Regions from separate parts of the Homo sapiens genome. Here all the other regions are linked to region 1. The links are chromatin loops, found by intact Hi-C in ENCODE. Cell type or tissue: B cell. All regions are shown on one strand.

What was found. Hi-C counts contacts between places; a loop is a spot of excess contacts. Peaks named below come from ENCODE experiments on the same cell type or tissue, not always from the same donor. Only the 100,000 strongest peaks of a DNase experiment are listed, where the experiment ranks them.
Region 2: a loop joins it to region 1, with 9 times the contacts of the local background. A loop is called at or near these places in 8 of 110 quality-filtered maps.
Region 3: a loop joins it to region 1, with 11 times the contacts of the local background. A loop is called at or near these places in 8 of 110 quality-filtered maps.

Annotation. Positions count from the first base shown.
Region 1 is chr2:164,733,910-164,741,909 of GRCh38, reverse strand. The region is part of intron 3 of COBLL1 (cordon-bleu WH2 repeat protein like 1); the gene reads left to right. Among named protein-coding and RNA genes, the nearest start is that of SNORA70F, 50 kb to the right of the region's middle. In B cell, CTCF peaks have their summits at 3,908 and 4,112 (motif pointing left); DNase peaks (open chromatin) are centred at 1,749 and 4,079; H3K4me3 peaks cover 348 bases; H3K27ac peaks cover 2,922 bases.
Region 2 is chr2:165,010,826-165,018,825 of GRCh38, reverse strand. No RefSeq gene overlaps it. Among named protein-coding and RNA genes, the nearest start is that of SLC38A11, 59 kb to the right of the region's middle. In B cell, CTCF peaks have their summits at 1,611, 1,812, 3,384 and 3,585 (motif pointing left); DNase peaks (open chromatin) are centred at 1,845, 3,585 and 4,625; H3K4me3 peaks cover 344 bases; H3K27ac peaks cover 1,359 bases.
Region 3 is chr2:165,289,086-165,297,085 of GRCh38, reverse strand. It overlaps SCN2A (sodium voltage-gated channel alpha subunit 2), which reads right to left. Exons shown (of 27, transcript NM_001040142.2): 2 at 996-1,313; 3 at 1-69. The coding sequence starts at 1,262. Among named protein-coding and RNA genes, the nearest start is that of SCN2A, 54 kb to the right of the region's middle. RefSeq lists an enhancer at 3,053-3,347. In B cell, CTCF peaks have their summits at 3,011 and 3,212 (motif pointing right); a DNase peak (open chromatin) is centred at 3,195.

The DNA.
Region 1 (8,000 bases):
TTAGTTCTTCATCCTCCTCAAGTCTAATTTATGACTGTTCTGTAGGATGCTGCAATTTTCTTCATGTCTAAATTTTCTTCATATGTATTTTTTCTTCATACCTGATAGATTCTGCATCAGATATTTCACCTACATTTGTACTTACAAGCACCCTAGATTTTTCCCACCCTCCCTCCAGCATGTTTGCCCCCTCAGGTCCCTAAATCTGAGTAACTTTCCATCAGTCAGCTTTATGTTTCTGGGCCACCAACTGTTGTTGAATTGCTGCAGTTTTTTAAATCTATGAAAATGTATTATAGCCGAATTGATAGGATTAAATATGATTAAATGAAATACTATCAGGGCTTGGCGCCTATTGGCTTTCTCTCTTTTTTTTTTTTTTAATTGGGAACTGCTTTTCTTAACCCTGGGCTCTCTTCATTTACCTTGCACCCTCAGATTAATCTAAAATGCCTCTCTGTTTGTGGTACTACCTTTGATAAAAGACTGCAGGACAGCAATTCAATGTCAAATTAAAGGAGTCCAAACTACCTAGCCTGGAGATTGGGATACCTTATTTTCTCCTCCAAAATTAAGTAGGCTTTTCCTTCACCACCACTCTCCTTCCTTTGTGTATCTTTTTTTTGTTTGTTTTTTGAGACAGTCTTGCTCTGTTGCGCAGGCTGGAGTGCATTGGCGGGATCTTGGCTCACGGCAACCTCCACCTCCCGGGTTCAAGCAATTCTCCTGCCCCAGTGTCCCAAGTAGCTGGGATTACAGATGAACACCACCATGCCCAGCTAATTTTTGTATTTTTAGAAGAGATGGGATTTCACCATATTGGCCAGGCTGGTCTCGAACTCCTGACCTCAGGTGATCCACCCACCTCAGCCTCCCAAAGTGCTGAGATTACAGACATGAGCCACTGTGCCTGGCCCTTCTTTGTGTATCTTAAGCTTCACCACATGCCTCTTGCTCTTCCTTTGTTCTTCTACAAATACTCTATTTCTTTCACCTCAATACGTTTATGAACTTTTCCCCCCCTCGTGTAACTCACTAGCCTCATTTTCTCCAGTTAGTTTATATAGCTCAGGTGACATATTTTATATAAAGGCTCCCTGATCTCCCCAGAATCAGTGATTAACTCTGGCTTCCAAAATCTTCCGACACTTTATATCATATTTATTACATATTGTTCTATGCTGCAATGTATGTGTAGGTCTTACCTTTTGAAGAAACCACAGAGCCATGAGAATATCATTACTTTTCTTTATAGTGCCTAGCACAGTTTCTTGCAATGTGGTAGGCATTTCATGAATTTATCAAAATGAATATTGTCTTCCTAAACCCTTATGTGTAGATGGAGGTAGCAACATAAATGGTATGAAGAAGCACTTGGAATGAGTCCTAGTTGTTTACCCAGAATCTTTTAAGTAAAGATATTTTCTCCAGGCAGAGAGCAAGGTAGGAATGGAATGCCCCAAATTCTGATTCCTTTTTAAATTTTGTTTAGGGCTGAAGAGTTTTTCTGAGAGTAGAATTTATATCAGTGTTTTTGTTTGTTTGTTTGTTTAGATGGGGTTTCAGTCACACAGGCTGGAGTGCAGTGGTAAGAGCTGGACTCACTGCAGCTTCTGCCTCCCAGACTCAAGCAATCTTCCCACCCCAGCCTCCCAAGTAGCTAGGACCACAGGCGTGTGCTACCATGCCCAGCTAATTCTTGTATTTTTTGTAGAGATGGGATTTCCCCATGTTGCCCAGCATGTATATCAGTGTTTTTACTATGGGGTTTCATTTAGGGACTTTGTTCGCAGTAGTTTTATAATTCAGGCATGACTCATTGATGCTATGACTAATTTTCTATTTTAAGTGTTTGTGATTTAAAGTAGTTGTGTGATTCTGAATATCTTAGGAGTGTGATTCTGGGATATCTTAATGCGATCCAAGATGTTTTAGAGTTTGACTTGATATATCTTAAAAGTGTGACTTGGGATATCTTAATAGTGTGATTAGGGATGTCTTGAGTGTCACAGCTGCTGCTGACCCATTGTTTCACAAAACTGTTTAACAACAAAAAGAAATGTTCAAATAGAAAATTATGTACTACTACTGAAAAATGTTAACTACCTAATGGGAAGACTCATAATGACAAAAATAAAATTTCTTCATGGCTTTGTTACTACCATATAAAAGGAATATGAAAAATCTCAACAGAATAATACAAGAATTTGGTGGAGGTAATTTTAAGTGTGTGAGAGTTTCTTAGATAAATAGAGTTCTATATGTAACTCTGAAAAGACTTCAATGCAGTTTTTTGAGACCATGCTTTCTGAATTTGTCTGAATATTTCTTGTATATTTATTTTGATAGTGTAGTACTATTTCTTATGCCTTTATTGTGAAGAATACTATCAATGTTTGACGGAAGTACAGATTTCAGAAACTTATATGCCTCAGTTCACTTTTCAGAAATAAGTTTCCCACTCAAAATGTGTTCTTGGGGAATATTTTTGGAAAGTCCCCCCATAGATCTCATGCACAGGTGGGCTCAGGATGTTCTATTTTGGGGAATGTGAGTGCACAGTGGTATCTTCAGAAGAACGCACTTGTTTGTACATTGATTTTCACCAAAGAGCTTGTTCAGATTAGGAAACACAGTGGGGTTGGCGGTGGTCACAGACTTTATGCTCAGGGAGAAACTTATTATCCTGAATTAGGTTGGTAGCCATCTGCCAGCTCAACTATTTTTGGTACCAGAACTTAGTGATGCCATCTCTTTAATGACCAAAAGTCACCATGTCTCTACTATCTTGCCTTTGTGAGGCTCTGCTTACATTGGGCGGGGGTTGCCATGCTAACCTGAAAACTCTTGGGCATTTCTGCATATCCTAATATCATGGATGGTTGGACTGAAAGAAGGAGGAATTAAAATATTTAATTTATATATAAGATACAGTGTAGTATAGATGTATGTGTGTGTATGTCTATGTGTATGTATGTATATATGTTTGCACACATATATAAATGTGTGCGTCTGTGTATAGACTGTGTATACCAAATCCAAAATCTCAAATGCTTCAAATTCCAAAACTTTTTGAGTGTGAATATGATGCTCAAAGGAAATGTTTATTGGAGCATTTCAAATTTTGGATTTCCAGATTAGAGATGCTCAACTCGTGTAATGCAAATACTTCAAAATCTGAAAAAAAATGTGAAATGTAAAACACTTCATGCCTTAAGAATGTTGGATGAGGGATACTCAACCTGTTTCTGTGTGTCTGTGTATCATGTATATAATCGATAAACATCTTTTTCACCAGTCAAAGCAGTTCCTTGCCTTTCTAGAAATGAACATTAAAGGACTACTGTTACAGAACTCGTGGCTCTTCTTCTCAGAAAATGCTATACTTCACAACAGCATAAGCAGTGGTGTCTGCTAGTACTTGGGAAAAGTTAATTTTTAATGAAAGTGAGCTTATAGACTAAACAGATATAGAAACCACATAGAATAAGGAAATATGTGGGTACATTTGTATATGATCTGTATATGGTCTTCATCTTATAGTCGGGTATCAGCTTCATAGGTAATTATTCCTCATTGAATAAGTATTAGTTCCTTTTTCCTCTTTTCCCTTTCTCCAGGCTAAACTTTTAAAGCAAAATGTTCATTTTGGGAAATCTGAAAAGATTGACACGAATCCTTCTTAGCCTGTTGAGAGAGCATTCAATGGCATGCTATCACACTTTCCTACAAGAGGGAGGAAGAAATAAGCACCATTTATAACAGAGGAAGATATTTCTTTTACGCCCTTACCACAAATAGGAATTTGTTTTGATTGGAGCACATGTGAGATGTCATAATTGAAAACACAAAGAAAGCACAGAACTCCAAGCTAGAAGTCCCAACTAGAAGTTACAGTTTGTTCTAGACTTGCTGTGTGATCTCAAGCAAGTCACCTCACCTCTCTGGGCTTTTCACATAAAATAACCCAGAGACATGTCGCACATGCTTTTCAGCCTGATTTACCTGTCCCATAGCACCAGTTTACAGCAGAGTTGAGCCTAAGCCCGCGGTTTTGCCTGGCATAGGGTTGGTCCGCTGAGGAACTCGGGAGCATTTTACATGGATTACAGCGCCACCTATTGGGAAAAAGTAGACTATGAAAAATGACAAGATAAAGGGATCGGTGTGGGATTTTTGCTGAAAAAACGAGAGTAACAACAGTATGGATCTAGAAAAATTTCTGAAGTTCACGTCATATTTATATTTATTGAGAAGTGTCCAGTGATGACAAATGTGTGATAAATATATGTTTATAGCAGGGTAATTTTTTTTTAACTGTCAAAAATCTATAGGGTGGTACAAACCATGTTTAACTATATAAGATGCTTAAATTTTGGTTTAGATCCTTATTCTGCTGTAATTGCCTAAAACAAAAGTTGGCATTTTAACTGTGCAAGTACCTAGACATAACAGTACTACTTGAGTTTTTAATCGGTACTATTTGAGTTTTTAATCATCCTGTCATCTAGGTTCTGTCATTGCCCTCCCATGTCCCCCATGGCTCTGAGCCCAGGAGAATGTCAGCCTCTGTCACCTGCCTGCTCCCCTGGTTGGGAAAGGGGTGACAAAGTATTCACAAATGTCCTCAGAACATTGTTCCTGGCAGGGCCACCCTCTTCCCTTTGCTTTCCTGGCGTCTACACCTTATAATAATGACCCTTTTTAATTTCAGTTTTTTAACTTAATTTAATTTTTAAATTTTTCTAGAGACAGGGTCTCACTCCATTGCCCAGGCTGGAGTGCAGTGGTGTAATCATAGCTCACTGCAGCCTCAAACTCTGGGCTCAAGTGATTGTCCTGCCTTGGCCTCCCAAAGTGCTGGGATTACAGATGTGAGCCACCGTGCTCAGCACTAATTTTAGTTTTTAAATTTTTGTGATTACAAGTGCAATAGTTAGATGTTTTAGAAAGTTGGAAAATACAGATAAGCCAAAAAATTGTAAATGCAATTTCATTAAGCAGGCAGATTGCAACTTCTAACATTGCAGTGTCTAGCCTTTTATTCTTAGGCATGCACATATATGTACACCCATCTATATGTGCACTTCTTTTTTACAACAATATGGTATTATATTGTACGTGCTATTTGTAACCTGCTTTTTTTCAGTTAATGATTTCCATCTTTCATGTCAATAAAATGTTATCCTTTGTCTATATTCAAATTGCCCCAATTATAGTGAGATATATTTGTAGTATTTTTGTTTTTATAAGGGGCATGTATGTGTGTTTAGTAGGTGTGTTCTTAAATCACAATTTTTATGATGGTAATTATTTATAATTAGCTCTGAGTATAACACCTAAGATAAACAACCAGATAGAGTCCAAAGTGGTGACTTTCTAAAAATTGTGGGGCTTTTTACATTTAGTAATATCTATTTTTAGTATGTTAAGAACTTATCAGCTTAGTAATCTGACCTATTACTATTTATCTTCAAATCTTAATTTCATGTGTTATTTTCTTCAAAATATTTCTTATAGCATAATAAGCATTCTCAATTTTGAGAATGGGTCTATTTGTTTCGTGTACCTGGTACATTTCATTTCTTGCACACACAGAGAGAGCACTGCTTCATTCCTGAACTCATTACTGAACTACATGGGTTAGCATAAGATTGATAAACATCAGCAGCAATAGAGAATGTTTTAAAATTTCTGTACTATTACTGGTATGTGTAATTGGGTTGTTGGTGTGCACTTACAAGGTACAGATATGAAACTAATCCAGGGAATTGTTATTTATTTCTGAAAGAAGTGGGAAATCTCATAGGGATTTCTTCATTTCAAAGAAGAGCTTTTAGAGTCTTAAAAAAAAATCAGCCCTCTAGAAAATTATTATATTATCTTACAAGAGAAAAAATTCTGTAAATAATGTTAATGCAAAGCAGACTCTGCTGAGTAATAAAATAACCCAAAATTCAATGTGGTGTAATAATATAGAGGAGTGATTATAATGTTCATCCAATCCTTTTCCACTTTTAATGATTTGCCTCAGGTTTTAGATGGACTGCTCACGTGTGCTCCTGCCTTAGGAAACAGGAAGACAGGCATCTTTTCTGTGGTGATCCTGTGGTCAAACCCATTAGCCAACTGCCTTCAGGTGCATCAACTAGGGGATGATTATCCAACCAGAATTGTTATCTTTGGCAGAAGTAGTTTGGCATCCAGGTGGATAATTCTGAGCTCTATTCAAGCGATTATTTTATTTCCTGTGGGTGCACTTTGTGACTAGTTAACCCCAGCGGCAGCTCCATTGGAAGCACGACCTGCTTAAAAGTTAATGTCCTACTTTTGTAGTGTTATGACTCCTTTATGGTAAAGCTAGACAGTCAGTAATTCCCAACCTCAAAATCTTGTGGTCAGGGTCAGCTTTCCTGTGTTACAGTGCTGAATGCTGAGGCTTCAATTAAATATTTAAAGCATTCAAACTAGTCTGAGTCTATTTTTGGAAAAGATCTTAACCCTATTTAATGTTTATGTCTCACCTTTGTGTAAAGATGGTATGGCTTAGGCAAAACAAGCTTATTAATTATAAAAAACAACAGAGCTTTCACCATGTTACTTTTTTCTAAAGCATATGAACCTCCTCTCAACAAGTATGCTTTCTCATGTGTCAGTTGTATTAGTCTACTATGCATTTGAGCCCCTTGACTTTCAAGCAGAATTAATCACTGTTTTCTCTAAATTCCCCATTCGACAACAGCGACCTAGCCAGGTGCCTAAAGATTACTAAGATGTGGTCCTGCTAGAGGGGAGCTCACATCTATGTACACACAGAACCCAGTTAACTTCTTGAGGTCACTCTGCTGCTTAAGATCTAAGTAAGGCTGGCCTGAACCCCTGTTCCACTTCCTGTGGAAGGTTCAATGCCCTTTATAATCTCATTGTAAACTCCCAAGAGTTTTACGTTCTTGGGGTCACCTCTGGCTCTGACTTTATGCCTTACCACCTCTGGATTCATATTTTTCAGTTTCTGCTTTTGAAATTTCATCCTTTATTTGACACCTCCCAAGGCTACCAGAACCTTAGTGATGGCTTGTAGAGTTATAGTAAGCACATCACATAGCAAACCATTGAAATTTGCATTTTAGGTCTCCTGTTGGTTACTTTCAGCAACACTGCCACTTTGTCCCTCCAATCCTGCCCTCTTTCCACTGGCTAGCTCCTCTTTCTGTCTCTGTCTCCTTTCTGCATTAGCTTCAATCCTATCAGCTCCCTACAAAATGTATCTAGAATCTGAGTAGTCCAGGACACCACCATCTCCCACCTAAATTTTCGCAATAACCTTGTAGCTGCTCCTCCAGGCTATTTTGAATACAAAAACCAGAATGTAATCCTTTTAAAAAGTAGAGTAGATCACATCACTCCTCAGAACTCTTTGGAGGCTTTCTGTCTCACTCAGTAAAATCTCAAGTCTTCACTTGAAAGGCCTTTAAACACTACAAGATTATCACCCTGATTTCATGCCTATTGTTTTCACTAGCCGACTAGTTTCTGTTTTTCTTTAAACACTTAGAGCACATTCCTGCCTCAGGGTTTTTGTACTTGTCAAAGCTATCTTTCCGCAGATATCCCAGTCCCTTCAAGGTCTCAATTCTGGTGTCATTTTTCAATTAGGACATTCCTAACTTCTTTCCTTATTTTTTTTTTTTTTGTCAGAGCATGTAACACCATCTGATATTTTATATATTTTACTTGTTTCTTTTTTCTCTTCTCTCTAGATCAGTTTCATAAACTTCATAAACTACAGTATGATCAGAATAGGTTGGAGTGCCTGTCAAAGCACAGATTGCTCTTCCTCATTCCCAGAGTTTCTGATTAATGATCTGGGCTGGGGCTTGACAATTTGCATTTCTAACAAGTTCCCAGCAGATACTGATGCTGCTGGTCTATGTATCACACCTTGAGAACCAGCGTGTTAGAATTACTCTATCCAGTATGGCAGCCATTCACCAAATGTG
Region 2 (8,000 bases), 280 kb before region 1:
GCAGATCCAAAGTAATTTTTTAAATGGAAATTAATTCAGCAGTCTAGGGAAATACTATTACAAGCAATGCCCTGCTGAATCTCATTAAATCAATTTGGAAAGACATATAGTTGGAAAGGTAAAAATAAATCAATAAGATTAAAAAGGAAGTCTATGCTTTACAGAAAAGAGAGAGAAAGAGAGGAGTTATATTATCTGGTTGTTAAGTGACAGGATTTAAGTAGGACTGATTTGTCTCCCTTATAGGGAAAAGCAGTTTTCAGGACTAGAGCAAAATACTGTTTGCACATGGCCCAGTTTGTACAAACTGCATTTCCCTCGGCAAGACTTCACTCCATCTTTAAAAATGGAGATGAGCTTCCACCAGAGGAGCTATTGCCTAGCAACAAGATGCTAAGAAGGCGAAGGCGAGCTGAGTCCTCTCTATAAAGAGCTCCCTCTCCCTCTCTCTACCACACTGCAATGATTTCCAGTGCAGACTGATGCCCTTGAGGGAGTCACCTTAACGACCAGAAAGCTATAGGAAAAGAATTTTGCTAAGATCACGATAAAGTCTAAGCTTCTTTTGTTTTTCAGCAGACATTCGATGCTCACTCCTCTCTGTGCTTAGCCCTACACAAAGCATTTTCACAAACGTGTTTTTATTTCCTTTAAGCCCCTAGCTGTCACCAGTATTGAGTCATATGACTGACTAGCTGACTAGCTATAGACCTAAGATCTATCTGGTCTTACCTGAGATTGTCAAATGTTTGCTGAGAAGCACTGATGTCCATCATCTTTGCTATTGCCTCAAATGTTAAACTCCTACCCCTACGCTAAAATAGGCAGGGTGGCAAATCCTCTTTTAACCTCTTTTTCACAGTTTGAATAGTTCTCTGCTCCTCCTATTCCCCACTCCCACCATCTTGATAAAGATTCTAAGTATTTATTGTTTGTTTTTTAACGGGCTTCTACTAAGCACATAGTACTAAGTACTAGAGACAAAATTAGGAACAAGACATAGTTCCCATAGGAGCCTACAGAGGACCATAGGAGTAAACAGGAGAAGCACAGAATGGCCAAGAAAATCGAGAAGCAGTGGAGAAGGCTGCCCAGAGATGGCACCTGTACCCTGAGACCTGCAGTACCCACAGAAGTCAGTCTTGCAAAAGGATGGGCGTGGCTGGAAAGTGGCCTGGGATGATGGTAGGGAAAATAACATTCTGGGCAGAGAGAACAAAGGCAGTGCTAAGTGACAGGGAGCCTGAAGCCTAGGGAATATGTTACTTTCTATGCTGTAATTCAATAGTAATAATTTTTTCACAATATCCAAATTGACTCACTACCTTTTTATTGCCACCTAGGATACAGCCAAAGACCGTTCACAAATATGATACAAAAGCTATTGTTATTTCATCAGTGTTTTATTCAAACTGCATTTAATCAAAATGTGCTTCCGTATGTTTCAAAATGGCATCAGGGCTTGGACTACGCTCAAAACAATAATTCTTAAGTATATAGGACAATATAATAACGTGATTACTAAACAAATCTGTTGTCAAATTGTAACGACCGAAGAAAAATTAGAAAACGTATTCTGGGCAAACCAGATACAACTCTTGCAAAAGTCTGTATTCACATGTTCTTACCTATTTTTAGATACAGGTCTGATTCTTTTTTTAAAAGAACAGAGTAGGCAAATCAATAGACTAGGATTGTTTAAGGAGATACAAACAACGTGTGATTTAATTTTTGAAGAGGTGTTCTGAAAACACTACGCCCAAAATTTGAGCTTCGGGCTCTTCTGATTTGCTATTCAGGGGCTTCTACGCTGCCTCTCTGCTGCCCTCACGTGAAATGACAGTGTGTAGCAGCGCAGAAAATACCTTAAAAACAAACTCAGGACGACCTCAACGTAGAACTATGAAAAGGGAGAGATGGCGTGATGAGCACAAGCCTTTCTCACAGATTCCAGGAATCTGGATTTGTTGTGACTCAATCACTGTGCAGATGGGTTTCTACTGAATAATATTTTCAGGACTTGTTTCAAAGACAGGAGAGTTTTTTCAACATCAGAAGAGAGCTCAAAATGTATATTTAGAAAGAGGAAGGATGGAGAAGCAGGATTTAATTGGCTAATTAAGTCTCCAACTTGTACAATTACAGAACAATATTGCTCAGCCAAGAACTAAACCTTGCTACATTTTTTTCACCTTAGAAGTGTTACACCATTCTCTTGCTAGTGGAATGATGCACATCAGGGACTTCATCTAACCTTCCTTGTTTACTGAAGCTAAATATACCTACTTCCTTTAAAAGTAAGCTTAAAAAACCAACTTGTATTTCATACAAAATATAGAAGAAAATTTCCATTTTTGAGCTAACTTTTCCAGACTGCCCTTCAAATATGCCAATCCTTTCTTTTTTAAAAAATTCTTTTCCATGCCTTCGAGATTGTAGTCACTAAGTAGTCTCACAGCTTCATACTCACACTTCTATAGACAATTTGCAAATGGCTTCTCAGCCTCTTATACATTCAACAAACTTTGAATGTCTCCTCACAATTTGAAAATAAAAAGATATTTCCTTCTGTCCTGAAACCTGCTTCCATCCTGATTTTCCTATATTCTCTATAGTCTCATCATTTTTCCAGGCTTACCACTCAAAAGTTATTTTCTAATCTTTTTTTCTCTTTCCTCCATATTCACTTTCCAGCTAGTCAATGCTGGGAACCTTGCCATGAATTTACAATACATTGGAGGTTCCTGGAAAAGTAGAGGCTTAATACAGATTTACAGCATGTGTGACTTGATGGATGAATGCAAAGGAACAGAGAGATATTTCATAAGTAATCATAACTTTGAACAAAGGCTAAGAGGGTAAGTGTGCTATAACAGCGAAATGGAATCTAATTCAGGGCAAGAGTACAAAAAGGATAGGCTTCCATGATGAAGTGATTTTAGACCAATGTCTATAAGACAAGAAATTGGTAACTAATAAAAAGGAAGAGGAAAGCATTCCAGGCAGAGGGAATGGTCTGTTCTAAAATGCTGAGGTAAGAAGGAACTTGACATTATCATAAAACTGCCATATGGGCAGGGAGCATAAAGAATTGGCCAGAGTGGAGTGCTAGACAAAGTTTTTCTTTCCCTTGTTAAAATATTTATAATTTGTTCTGTTTCATTCTTAATTGAATTTGAATGTCTTGTAACAGGAAATACATATACCACAGGCCTCATCATATTCTATAGTTTTATGAGCAGGTGGATCATTCGTTCATGCAAACTGCCTGTTTCCATAAGTATTCAAGGTTAAAATTATGTCTTAGGGTCCAAGTGATGAGATTTTATCCTAACAGCAAAGAAAGCCATGGAAGAGTTTTAACAGGGAAGTGACACATTCTGATTTGAGTTTATAAAATACAGTAAAATTCTTTCCGAACACAGTAGGTGTAGTCCAGAATTTTTCACTACCATTAAATGTAGTGTTTGGTTATGGTGAGGTTAACTAAGTGACCTGGATGAGCCTACAAGAACAACAGGTTGTGAGTTATGGGAGTCCAGAAGAGCTGTCCAAATTCCTGCCAGTCAGGGTCTGCGTGCTGGCTTCAGCCTGGCGCCACCTAGTGGCAACTGTTCATTCCAGGTTAAATATTGGTAGATTGGTAGGGATGATTCTGGGCTCTGTGGCTGGGATTTCCAAGATCATAGTAGCAATACTGGGGATCTCTTGTTTTGTTGGTACTATGTAGGGAAATTGGACTGGAAGAACACTGGTGGAATAGAACTTCCTCATCCATTTCCCAAGACAGAAATTTCTGAAGTTTCCTCAATGGGGCTTGCCTTCCCCTCTTTGCCCCCCTACCCTCAATCTCCCAGCAAAGCATAAGAACTTTAGTTCACTCCTATCTGGAAATGGGAAAAGGATGGGAAATAGCAACTAGTCACAAATCAAATTATATCCAAGTTATCTTAATTACTGGTGGTGTTATGGTCTTTTAAGGTAACAGTGCAGCTGTCATGAAGAACATGGATTGTAGGTGGAAGAGAGGCTGTTTAGTTAGCAAAGCATTAGGAAGCAATCGCAATAGCTCAAATGAGAAATGGAAGTCTTTTTAGACTAAGGTGGTAGCAGCAGAAATGAGTTTAAGATCCAGTTTTAAGATATTTAGGAAGCAAACCCAGCTTCATTCTGTGATTGATTGGAAATTGGGGAATAGAGAAGGAAAGTGTTGAGGAAGATCCGTGATTGCCCAGGTTTCTAACATGAAAAAATAGGCAGGTGGTGGTTTTGTTGGTTGAAATAGTTGAGAGGAAGAAACTTTGAGGAAAAAAATCATGAGCTCAGTTGTTTTGAGCATGTTGCATGTGAAGTCCTATAAGATGTTGTATATTCATTGGTTAAACAAATGGATGTGCATATCTAGAGCTGAAACACAGTGATGTGGCTGGAGATGCAAATTTGTTACCTATGGCTAAAGAGATGGTAGCTAAAGTGGTTATATAAAGATGGATTTGGGGGAAAATAGGGTTGATTAAGAAAAAAAGCATGACTAGGACTCAAGAATGAGGAAAATGAAGAGAACATAGTATTATAGAAGTCAGAAGAAGAAAGTTTCTAAACAGAATGGGTAGCAAACTGTACTGAAAGCCATTCAAAGGTCAGGCAAGTCAGGATAGAACCATCTGACTTATTGATCTGGACAGCATTGGTGACCTTAGCAGGCATAGTTGTGTGGAGGAAGTGAAAGTAAAAACCAGAACAGAGTAATTTTCTGATTTATTTAAAAAACCATCATTCTCAGCAAACTAACACAAGAAGAGAAAACCAAACACTGCATGTTCTCACTCATAAGTGGGAGTTGAACAGTGAGAACACATGGACACAGGAAGGGGAACATCACACACTGGGGCCTGTCAGGGGGTGGGGGGGTTAGGGGAGGGATAGCATTAGGAGAAGTAATACCTAATGCAGATGACAGGTTGATGGATGCAGCAAACCACCATGGCACATGTATACCTATGTAACAAGCCTGCACATTCTGCACATGTATCCCAGAACCTAAAGTATAATTAAAAAAAGGTAAAAAAAATCATGAAATGCAAAATGTTTGATTGTATATAACTGAAGAGCTGTAAGCAGCAAGCCTAGATACTTCTTTCAAAAAGCTTAACTTTTGTTTTTAAAATGGCAGAGATTTCAGAATATTTAAAGGGTCCACAATGAGGGAGAAAGTCAGCATAGAGGTTAGAGAAAAGATTCAAAGTGTAATAATATTCTTGAGCAAGTGAGAAAGGATGACATTCAGAACATAGGAGAGATAAGTCTTTGATTGGAGTAGGAAGAGTCTACTATTGCAGTCAGAGGAAAAAAGGGGTACAGATGACCAGAGTCTCAGAGATGCTGTGCTTGGCAGTCCAGAGCATTCCTGTGTGATGGCGTCTATTGATTCTTTACAATGTCTTCATTCCCACTGCCCTGAATATTTTGGGTTTAGACTATTTTCTTCACCTCTTATCTGCTCACCTTCCATCTGGACTCTCTTCCAAATCAAATCAAATCCACAACATTCAGCACAGTTTGATAAATAAAACATCATCAAGAATTAATTTAATAATGTCATATCTCCACTTAAACATCTTCAGTGACTACAGAGAAGGATACTGAAGAAGAAGCACTGAATAATGAGTTAGAAACAGGCCAAAATGGAATATGTGGACTTAGCTGAGGTTTGGAGTCATCTAAATTCCTTCATCTTCTGTTCCTGTTTAGGCAAACTTTTTTTTCTTTATACATCCTTACTTCCCTGAGCTGATGACACGTATGTCATGACATATCATCAATCTTCAAGATTCACTTATTTTCTTATTTCTTTTATAAGTTACACTGATGACTCCTCATACATAGAGAAGTCCTGAACCACCCATTTGGTTCATTTCATGTATTAATTTATATTGGAATTGAATTTCCCATGGCTTTGCCCAAAGCCTTCAAAGACAGTCACCACATTTCTATTGTTTGTTATATATAAGAGAACCTAGAAGAATACCTTTTTTTATTTTTATTTTTTATTTTATTTATTTTTTTTGAGACAGAGTCTCGCTCTCTTGCCGAGGCTGGAGTGCAGTGGCATGAGCTCGGCTCACTGCAAGCTCCGCCTCCCGGGTTCACACCATTCTCCTGCCTCAGCCTCCCGAGTAGCTGGGACTACAGGCGCCCGCCATCACGCCCGGCTAATTTTTTGTATTTTTAGTAGAGACAGGGTTTCACCATGTTAGCCAAGATGGTCTCGATCTCCTGACCTCGTGATCCGCCTGCCTCGGTCTCCCAAAGTGCTGGGATTACAGGCATAAGCCACCACGCCCAGCCAGAAGAGCACCTTTTGTATTACACATGCATAAGAATACATGTAATATTTTGCAATAGTCACAAAGATAGGAAAACAGAAAACAAAACAAGAAGTCTACAAGAAATTACTTCTGCAACATCATTGTTTTAAACCTCACAGCCATATTTCTATAGGAATGTTCAATGCATATTGCCTAATTCACTCCATGCATCTTTTGAGTATGTTTCCTCTTTGAGAGTCAGAAGAATTAAATTGAGTTTAGTCGTAGTTTGGTTCTAATAAATTGTTTGACCTTAGGCAAGTCACTTCCCCTCTGGGCCCCAGGGTTTTCACTTGCACTAGAAGGGGAATTGTCTATGAAACTCTCATTTTTCCTCTAGTTTCTGATTCCATATTTTTTTAATGATTCTGATTGAATAGGCATTTTATATTGTAGAGATGGTTTCCATAGGGTAATGGTCCTAGAATTTAGCATTTTTTTCTTTGCATTGACTATAAAAGTAAAAAAAAAAAAAAAGTGCTGAGTGATGCTTTCATTTTGGCCCTGAGCCATTTTGTCCTTATTGAGGAAATCCTATTTCCACCTTTAGACTATTGGACATGACATGGTGAAACCACAATACTCTCAACTCCTTGCTAAGGAGTGATGTTTGATGGTGATTATACAGATAGTCCCACAGTATTACCTAACAGGAAAGAAATCTGCTTTTAGATTAGGCTCTAAGGAAAAAGCAATTCTTCCCACACAATCATAATAATGATAATGATAATATCCCTATCATTGGATAGCAAATAATGACTAAAAATGAAATAAATTATTTCATTCCTCCAACTTGTAACAATTTATATTTGTATAAGATAATCAACTAATATTTTATAGAATTTTTTGAAAATAGCACCACTTTCAATAAAATAAATTGATAAGACTCAGTTTAATCATTGAATGAATGAATGAAATCATGCAGAATTAGAAAGAGCTAAGCCCTATTCATCAATAAATATTGAAACAAAGACCAGGATTAGTAATTCTGTGGTCAGAAATTAAAGCCCTCAACCAAGGCAGCAACGTCCCAGCTGAGAGTGAGTAACACACAGAGCAGCTCAGAAGCACCTGAAGGAAGAAAGTCAGTCTCAGAGTGACAAACATAACAATGGCCCCCTCAAAGATGTCCACAGCCTAATTCCTGGAAACTGAGACTGTGTTACCTTACATGACAAAAGAGACGTAACCTTTTACTGCTTCAGATTTTTACTCTCTAAAACAGGACTAATGATTATTTCCTTATGCCCTATATTATTCAGAAGACAGAATAAATACACAGACGTCACTCATTTCCCTCTCTCTGATTACATGCCAGCGCCCCCCATCAGCTAAACCTAACTGTAAGCCAACATGCAAGGTTCCCTGTTGATGTAGTCCATACAACCCATTTCCTGTGGCAGAAAAAAAGGGTGGAGAAGGATGGAGGATGAAGAATGGATCCTGGGGGCTGAGGGCTAGTGGGTAAAAGAATTTATCTGGTACACGCCTTCAAGTAGGAAGTTCTTAAAGCAAAATGTATTAAAATGTGGTCTTTATACTTGCTCTTCCACCTGCCTAGCTCACTCTTTCACCTCCTTCAGGTCCTTTGGGTCACCTCTTTGGTAAACCTTCTCTCATCACCCTATTTGA
Region 3 (8,000 bases), 560 kb before region 1:
TAAAATGTAAAGGGCAGGGGTGGCACTGAATCGAGAGATTGCTTTCCCTTTATTCAATACTATAAACGTCTGAAAAAGAAAACACAACACATAAAATAAAACTTAGAATATATATTAAGAATATTTTAAGAGAAAAGTAAAACCATTATTTATAAATATTGCCCTGTAAAATAGTGTATAACATAATAATTACCATCATATGACATGAAGATAGATGCTTTTTTTTTCTGAGCACTATAAACTTTCCTAAATTTGATAAATGACATGAGGATTATTAAGAAAATTTGTGATCAATGCCATAGGAATTCTTAGCAACTTTATCAAGTTTTAATGTAAGTATTTTAAAACCGCATTTATAATTCACATAAAGCACAAAATTGAGGCTTTGATTTTTTTTTTTGGTTAGAAAATTTTCTCATGAGAACTTCAAGGTTTTCCAGGTGTGTTCTTTGCTCAGAATCTTATTTGGCACCTACAAGTCACCTGCTATTATTCCTTCTGTGGAGAGCAATAGAAAGGAGAAAGTATGGTATAAAGGAATAATTAAACCCACTGAAGATCAAAGTGACTTATGGAGAGCTAGAGACTATAAAGAGGAATTTAGATACTACTCCTGCAAATATAAAAAATAAAATTTAAATAGACTCCTAGTTTACAGTTTTTGCTTCTCAACATTATTAGGGAATCAGGGTCAATTTACACTGGTTTAAGCATATAATTTGTATTCAAGAAGGTGAATAGGCTTTTGTCCTTCCTTAATTCCCGCGCTGGAGGATGCCTCACCAGTTCTCTGCCTGTCTCACAAATGCAGGTTCAAATGAGTGCTTCCAAAAGACTTCTAGGATCATTGGTCCATTACACGGTCAGGCCCATCCAGCATCTTAGTGATACTTTAGACAGAGGGAAGGAGGCCAGCCTTCTTCACCATCATCCCTGGGACTAGCCCAGAACCAATTAGTAAATAGGCAGTGAAGGCAACTTGACTAAGAACTCACTTTCTTATTGATATAGTAGGGGTCCAGATCCTCCAGGGGCACTGACACCATCTCTGGAGGAATGTCTCCATAAATAAATGGAAGAGATTTTCCTGCTTCCAAGTCACTGTTTGGCTTTGGGCCATTTTCATCATCCTCATCCTTGCGTTCCTGTTTGGGTCTCTTAGCTTTCTCTTCTGCAATGCGTTGTTCAATAGCAGCAAGGGATTCCCTGGTAAAGAAGCGGAAGCTGTCAGGTCCTGGCGGTACCAGCACTGACTGTGCCATCTTTTCATCCTGCTCCTTTAATCACTGTTTAGCTCCTTGCATAAGAAAGTGCTACAGAAACAGGGAGGGAAAAAAAGCAATGACCATTAGAATAAAAGGTGATTGTGTCAGTTACATGACACTGAGCACTGAGATACAGCATAGAAACTCAGATAGCTATAATATTTTCAAAGAAAGCTGTATTTGGTATTCAGGGAATCTCATATGTGCATCCATTTGCTCACATGGAGATCTATCTCTCACATTCAGTAGGTGTCTATGAGGTAATCTAATCTCCCACTCCCAAAATGTTTTAAGTGATTGTGCTACTTGTGGGAAAATATGCAATTCAGAGCTCAGAAATGGAGGATACTGGTTTGTGCCTGCTGTTTCACTTGTGTGAATATTTTGGCAGCCATCTTTTTCAGCATTCTTTCTGAAAAAATAGCAGAGATCCAAAACAAGAGATGAAACATCATATTAAATTGTAGAACCTGAGCTGAGGATCTTGCACATATCTCTCCAAGTCTTTGCACGTGCCCTTTGGCTCACTTTATCACATTTAAGAGTTTATTCCAAGTCAATTCACTGGGTAAAAATCTCTGGAAATCCTAAAATGCCAGGCTATGGAAACATAGGTAGATCCTGCTTGAAAGAAAGGGAGTGGGAAGGAGCAGAAGATGCCTGGTTGTGTTTGGAACTGCTCGGAAGCTGCACAGGAAGGGACCCAGCTCCTGCCAAACCGGGCAGGAAGTCATCCACATCAGAGGTCTGTAGCTCGGACCCCCTGGCTTAGCAACCTGCTGCTAGCTAGTGTAATTGCTTCTTAAATTAACACATTTGCAGTACCTTAGGAAATACTGTAGAGATAGCCAATTTCCTCAAATTATGCCCATTTCATAAAAACGTAGCATCACAGTCTTAGTGTCCATATCAGAATTTGGACTTGAGAAAAAATAATAAGTTTACGATAGTTTATCTTTTCAAGCAAACTCTTATTATATGAGTCTTTGCAATAACCTAAATAGATTTTTACTGGTATTCAAATCATATTTCACCAGACTAAAGTAGATAACTCAAAAGAGCACATCAGTCATTCCAAATGTTACCTCTGAACCAGTGGCAGGAGTTTCTATGCTATTTGAAACAATACAATCAACATCTTGACTCCTAAATGACACTTAATCTATTTTTTCCATCTTTTCAAAAAATCAATCTATTTCACCCCCATACTATAGGAGTCAGAGTTGTCATTTAAATATATGAAATGCATTTTCTAAGAGTGAAATGTGTTATGCAGTTCACTTCTGCAGCATACACCAGATAAAACAGAGGGAAACCTAAAATAACAAAAACTACTGCACAGTTTTATTTAAAAAAAATGTTGAAGTAAACCAGGACCTTTCAGCTACCAGCTAGCAGACTGCCCTCCCCAGTATTATAGTGCCTCCAAAACATCCCTCATTTTTTTCACCCATTCCTAGAGACCCTCATGCCTAGCGACAGACATAGGCATGAAGATGGTCCTTGCACACTGGGGGAGGAAACTGCCATGCCTGGATTCTCTAATAGAAGAGACATGCTAAAACATGCAGCCAGCAGCTTCAAAATGAAAGTGGTCCCTCTGCAGATTTCCCCAAGGATTCTACTACTGTAAAGGTAGAGAAGCATCACAGAGAATAAGCATAATAAGAATAATAAAACATTACCCCTGTAGAATCTTTTACACCCAGAGTTTGGGATTGATAAGCTGGCACCAAGAAGACTGCAGCTAAAATTCCATCATGCTTTAAAAAAAAAAAAATCTTTTTTTTTTTTTTTTTTTTTTTTTTTTAATTCTCCTTCAAAGACCACACCTAACTTCCTGTAAAAGGATTCTGGTAACTGAAGTAAGAAGAGGCATTTCCTGTACAGGGACTACAAAATGGCATTATTGTAACTACCACTAGAGGGCGGGGAACTGTGAAGAGAAACACCTTCACAGCGTACACACAGACATATGTCTGAAGCAGCCCAAAGCTCTCAGTTGTGGAACTGATCTTCCACAGGCTTTTCTTGGAACGAAACATTAAAACTTTGTTGATTTTAAGTGTTAATTTTGTTAACAGATAATGCTTCTCCTCATGCTTTTTATTTGCTATGTCAGAAAGTCATTCAACCCATATAAAGAATTCAAATTTAAAGTAAAGAGAAAGTACAGTAGTGCACTGCTTAATGGCATTTTTGGTCAATGACAGATCACATATATGACAGTGGTCGCATAAGATTATAATACCATATTTTTTACTGTACCTTGTCTATGTTTAGACGTGTTTAGATACACAAATACCATTGCATTACAATTGCCTGTAGTATTCAGTACAGTAACATCCAGTATAGGTTTGTAGCCTAGGAACAATAGGCTATACCATGTAACCTAGTTGTGTAATAGGCTCTACCATCTAGGTTTTACGTACACTCTATGAGGTACACACAATGACAAAAATCACCTAATGACACATTTCTCAGAATATATCTTGGTCCTTAAGCAAAGCATGACGTAAATAGGGAAGGGTTAAAAATAAAAACTCATATTAAATAGCAATTAACCCTTACTATATGTAAGGGTTAAAAATAAAAATTCATATTAAACAGCAATTACCGTATGTAGGCTTGTAGCCAAGGAACTACAAACATAGAGTAGGATTTGATATTAGCCTCAGCCCCAGATAATCTTAAATCCAATGTAGTTCTTTGCTAATTCAATAAAGAGATGGCCTGTGCCACACAAGTTAACTCTCTCCAGAAAAAATATTAACCCAGTGAGACACCAATCTTATTTATCTCTGATTTAAGTCACTAAAAAGCAACCAGAAAAAAGAACTGATAAACCAGTGAGATTGTGAATGCTAGGCTTTCAATTAATATCATAGTGAAGATTTGAGGACTTACTAAGTGCCAGTCACTTGGCTAAGACATTTGCCCTGTATTATTTCATCCTCCACACAACCCTATTGGATAAGTGCTTTCATTATCCTTATTTGCAAACTGAAGTAAGGACATACACTGAGATTAGGAAAAGTCTCCTAAGATCATACAGGCAGGATTCAAACTCAAAATCTGATAGCAAAAATCTGTGATCATTACTCAATCATAAAAAGAAAACAGGCACCGGTATCAATTATAATTAGAACAGTTCTAATTGTTAAATCAATGTATTTCATACTTTCTGGCTTCATCATTTTCATTGGAAAATGTATTTGTTGGGCAAAAACAGAAAACAAAATACCACATCTTCTCACTTATAAGTGGGAGCTAAACATTGGGTACACATGGACATAAACATGGGAACAAGAGACACCGTGGACTATAAGTGGGTATAGGGTGGGGGAAGCAAGTGTTGAAAAACTACCTATTGGGTACTATGCTTGCTACCTGGGTGGTGGGTTCAATCGTGCCCTCAAACTTTGGCATCATGCAATATACCATCATAACAAACCTGCACAGGTACCCACTGAATCTAAAATAAAGGATTTGGAGAAAAGAAGAAAATGTGTTTGTTGGAAATGAGCAAGGGGAAGATGTAGCCCAAAATAATATTTTAGTCACTTTAGCAGATAACTTTTGATTGTAAGAGAAAAAGATGTCTCAAACTAATTGAAGTAAAAAATAAATAAAGACAGGAGTTTATTGGTTCATGGTTTGTCCAGGGCTAGTCTTAGGCATATGATGATTCAAGAGCTCAGCTGATGTTACCAGCTCATAGTTATGCTGTATCCTTTTGTTCTGACTTTCATAGTGATAAGTTTCCTAAAGATTCTTCTCTTAGCCGTAGCTTCCCTACAGCTAGATGCTGTAGCAGCTCTAGCCTCCCAACCTTCCAGACCTCAATTCAGTGGGAAGAAAGACTCCGAAAAACTCATTGCATCTCACTGACACCTGGTGGGTCACATGCCCATCCTGAAGTAATTACTCTGTCCAGGGTAATGCCGTCTTTGATTGGCCTCTCCTAAGCCACATGCTGTAGCCTTGAAACACGGAAGAGTCCTCATTTGAAACCTATGAGTAGTCAGGGTTATCATTGTGGTACAGAAGCATTTCTGAAAAGTGGAGTTGGAGCTGGGAAGGTTGCTTTTGCTTGTAATCCCAGCATTTTGGGAGATCAGGGCAGGAGGATCCCTTGAGACCAGGCATTTGAGGCTGCAGTGAGCTATGATCACACCACTGCACTCCAGCCTGGGAGATAGAGCAAGACAAAGAAAGAAAGAGAGAGAGAGAGAGAGAGAGAGAAAGGAAGGAAGGAAGGAAGGAAGGAAGGAAGGAAGGAAGGAAGGAAGGAAAGAAAGGAGAGGAAGAAAGAAAGAAAGAAAGAAAAGAAAGAAAGAAAGAAAGAAAGAAAGAAAGAAAGAAAGAAAGAAAGAAAGAAAGAGAAAGAAAGACAGACAGGGAGGAAGGAAGGAAGGAAGGAAGGAAGGAAGGAAGGAAGGAAGGAAGGAAGGAAGGAAGGAAGGAACGAACGACAGACAAGTCCCGGTGGCTCATGCCTGTAATCCCAGCACTCTGGGAGGCCGAAGCAGGCAGATTGCTTGAGGCCAGGAGATCAAGACCAGCCTGGCCAACATGATGAAACCCCATCTCTACTAAAAAATAGAAAAAATTAGCCGGGCATGGTGATGGGCACCTGCAATCCCAGCTACTGGGGAGGCTGAGGCAGGAGAATCGCTTGAACCCAGGAGACGGAGTTTGCAGTAAGCCAAGATCATGCCACTGCACTCCAGCCTGGGCAACAGAGTGAAACTCAGTCTCAAAAAAAAAAAAAAAAAAAAAAAAGAAAGAAAAGAAAAGAAAAAAACACCAGGAAATGACAAAGAGCAGAGTTGTTGAGTTACTATTACTGGAATAAGGGGGAAATTAATGCTGGACAGAAAGAACAAACAAGTGCGTGCTCTAGTCACATTCTCATCATATTTGCAGTGCCTCCACTTTTGGAAAGTAACATTATCAATATCGGGATATATACATATGGTATATCTTCCATGTGTACCAACTTCCATGTATACTGGCCAGGCAAGATACTTACAAGATTCCTTCCCCATAGTAAGTTGTCCTACTGCAATCAAGCGCACAATATTTCATAAATCTCTATGATGAGTGTCAACTTCAATTATCAAATCCATATTCAGGTCTTACTTTACAGATGTGCTCAGCAATATACCAACTTGTTATACAAATGATTCTAATTCAAAATAAATTAAGAATAAACAAATTTATGAAATGATTTACCAAACATATTTTTGGGAGAAGATTAGTCATAATAATAACACATAGTATCTACTTTTTTTAATAAAAATCTACACATAGTACCTACTTTTGTCAAGCACTATTTTAAGAGCTATGAAACCATTTATTCCTTATAGCAACCTAATGAAATAGATACTGTAATCATTTCCCTTTAAAACATGAGGAAGAAGTAAAAAATGGAACAAAGGATACTAGAGGCTGGGGAAGATAGGGAGAGATTTGTTAAAGGATACAAAATTACAGCTAGACAGGAGAAATAAGTTATAGCTTCTATAGCACTGTAGGATGACTATACTTAACAATATTATAGAACTTCAAATAGGTAGGAGGAGGATATTGAATGTTCCCAATACAAAGAAATGCTAAATGTTTGAGATGATGGGTGTGCTAATAACCCTGATCTGATCAGTATATGTTATATGTATTGAAATATCACTATGTACCCCATGAATATGTACAAATACTGTCAACTTAAAAAATAAAGAAACAGGAATAAACAGAGGCATCCTGAAATTCAGTAGTTTAAAATACAAATAAGTTCTCACAACTGGAAAGAGTAGGGTCAGATGTGGAACTCATGCTTGCTGGCTGCAGATTTCATGTTTCTAACAATTATGCAATGCTTAAGACATTTTCTGGAATTATGCACTATCAGAAACATACCAAGATATGTGCAGTTTCCTTAACATTATATTAGTTATAGAGTCACCTCTTTCTCTCCCATTGATTCTAGCCAGTGAGTGTGTCTTGGAATATTTAAAAGGGTGAACACAAAATGTTTTACCAAAACATATAAAACATCGAATGAACAACACTGAGTATTTTTTCACATCAAAGATACTTTTGCATAATGTAGATGTAAGTAAAGAATTATAGTCTGTTTCTCATTTCCCAGGATAAGGTTTTCAGAAATCATACATTGGTTTTTCTTCCATTTGTTCTGACCTTTGTTATCACATCATACTGATATTTTATGAGAGTTCTATATGACATATATTACGTGAAGGTTTTAAATTTCATTCAGTTGTACTACATTTCAGACAGAAGATTTTGTGTTACAACTTTTAAGGCCAGACACTATATTTGGAAGACCCATGAATAATGAGAAAGGCAAACGATATTATTTGAAGTAGTCAGAAAATAAAAAATCTTAAGAATTGGGATTCTAAATTCTGATATTTCTATAATGTTTTCCTTTCGATACTCTTTTCCTTTAGTTTTCTCATTTATACAAGAGGAATATATTTTTTCTAAATTAAAATTTTAAAAAATCATGTTATTACACATGATGACATCAGCAAAAAGTTATATGAAAGATAAGACAATTTAAAAAAATAAGGGTATGTAGTAATAAACATTGTACCACAATTTTTTTCTACAAAGATCCACATTAATAATACATGCTCTAGAAATAAATTTATACTAAGAAAATGGCATATTAAATTTCATAGATGAGGACATAATTTTATATTAGTTTAT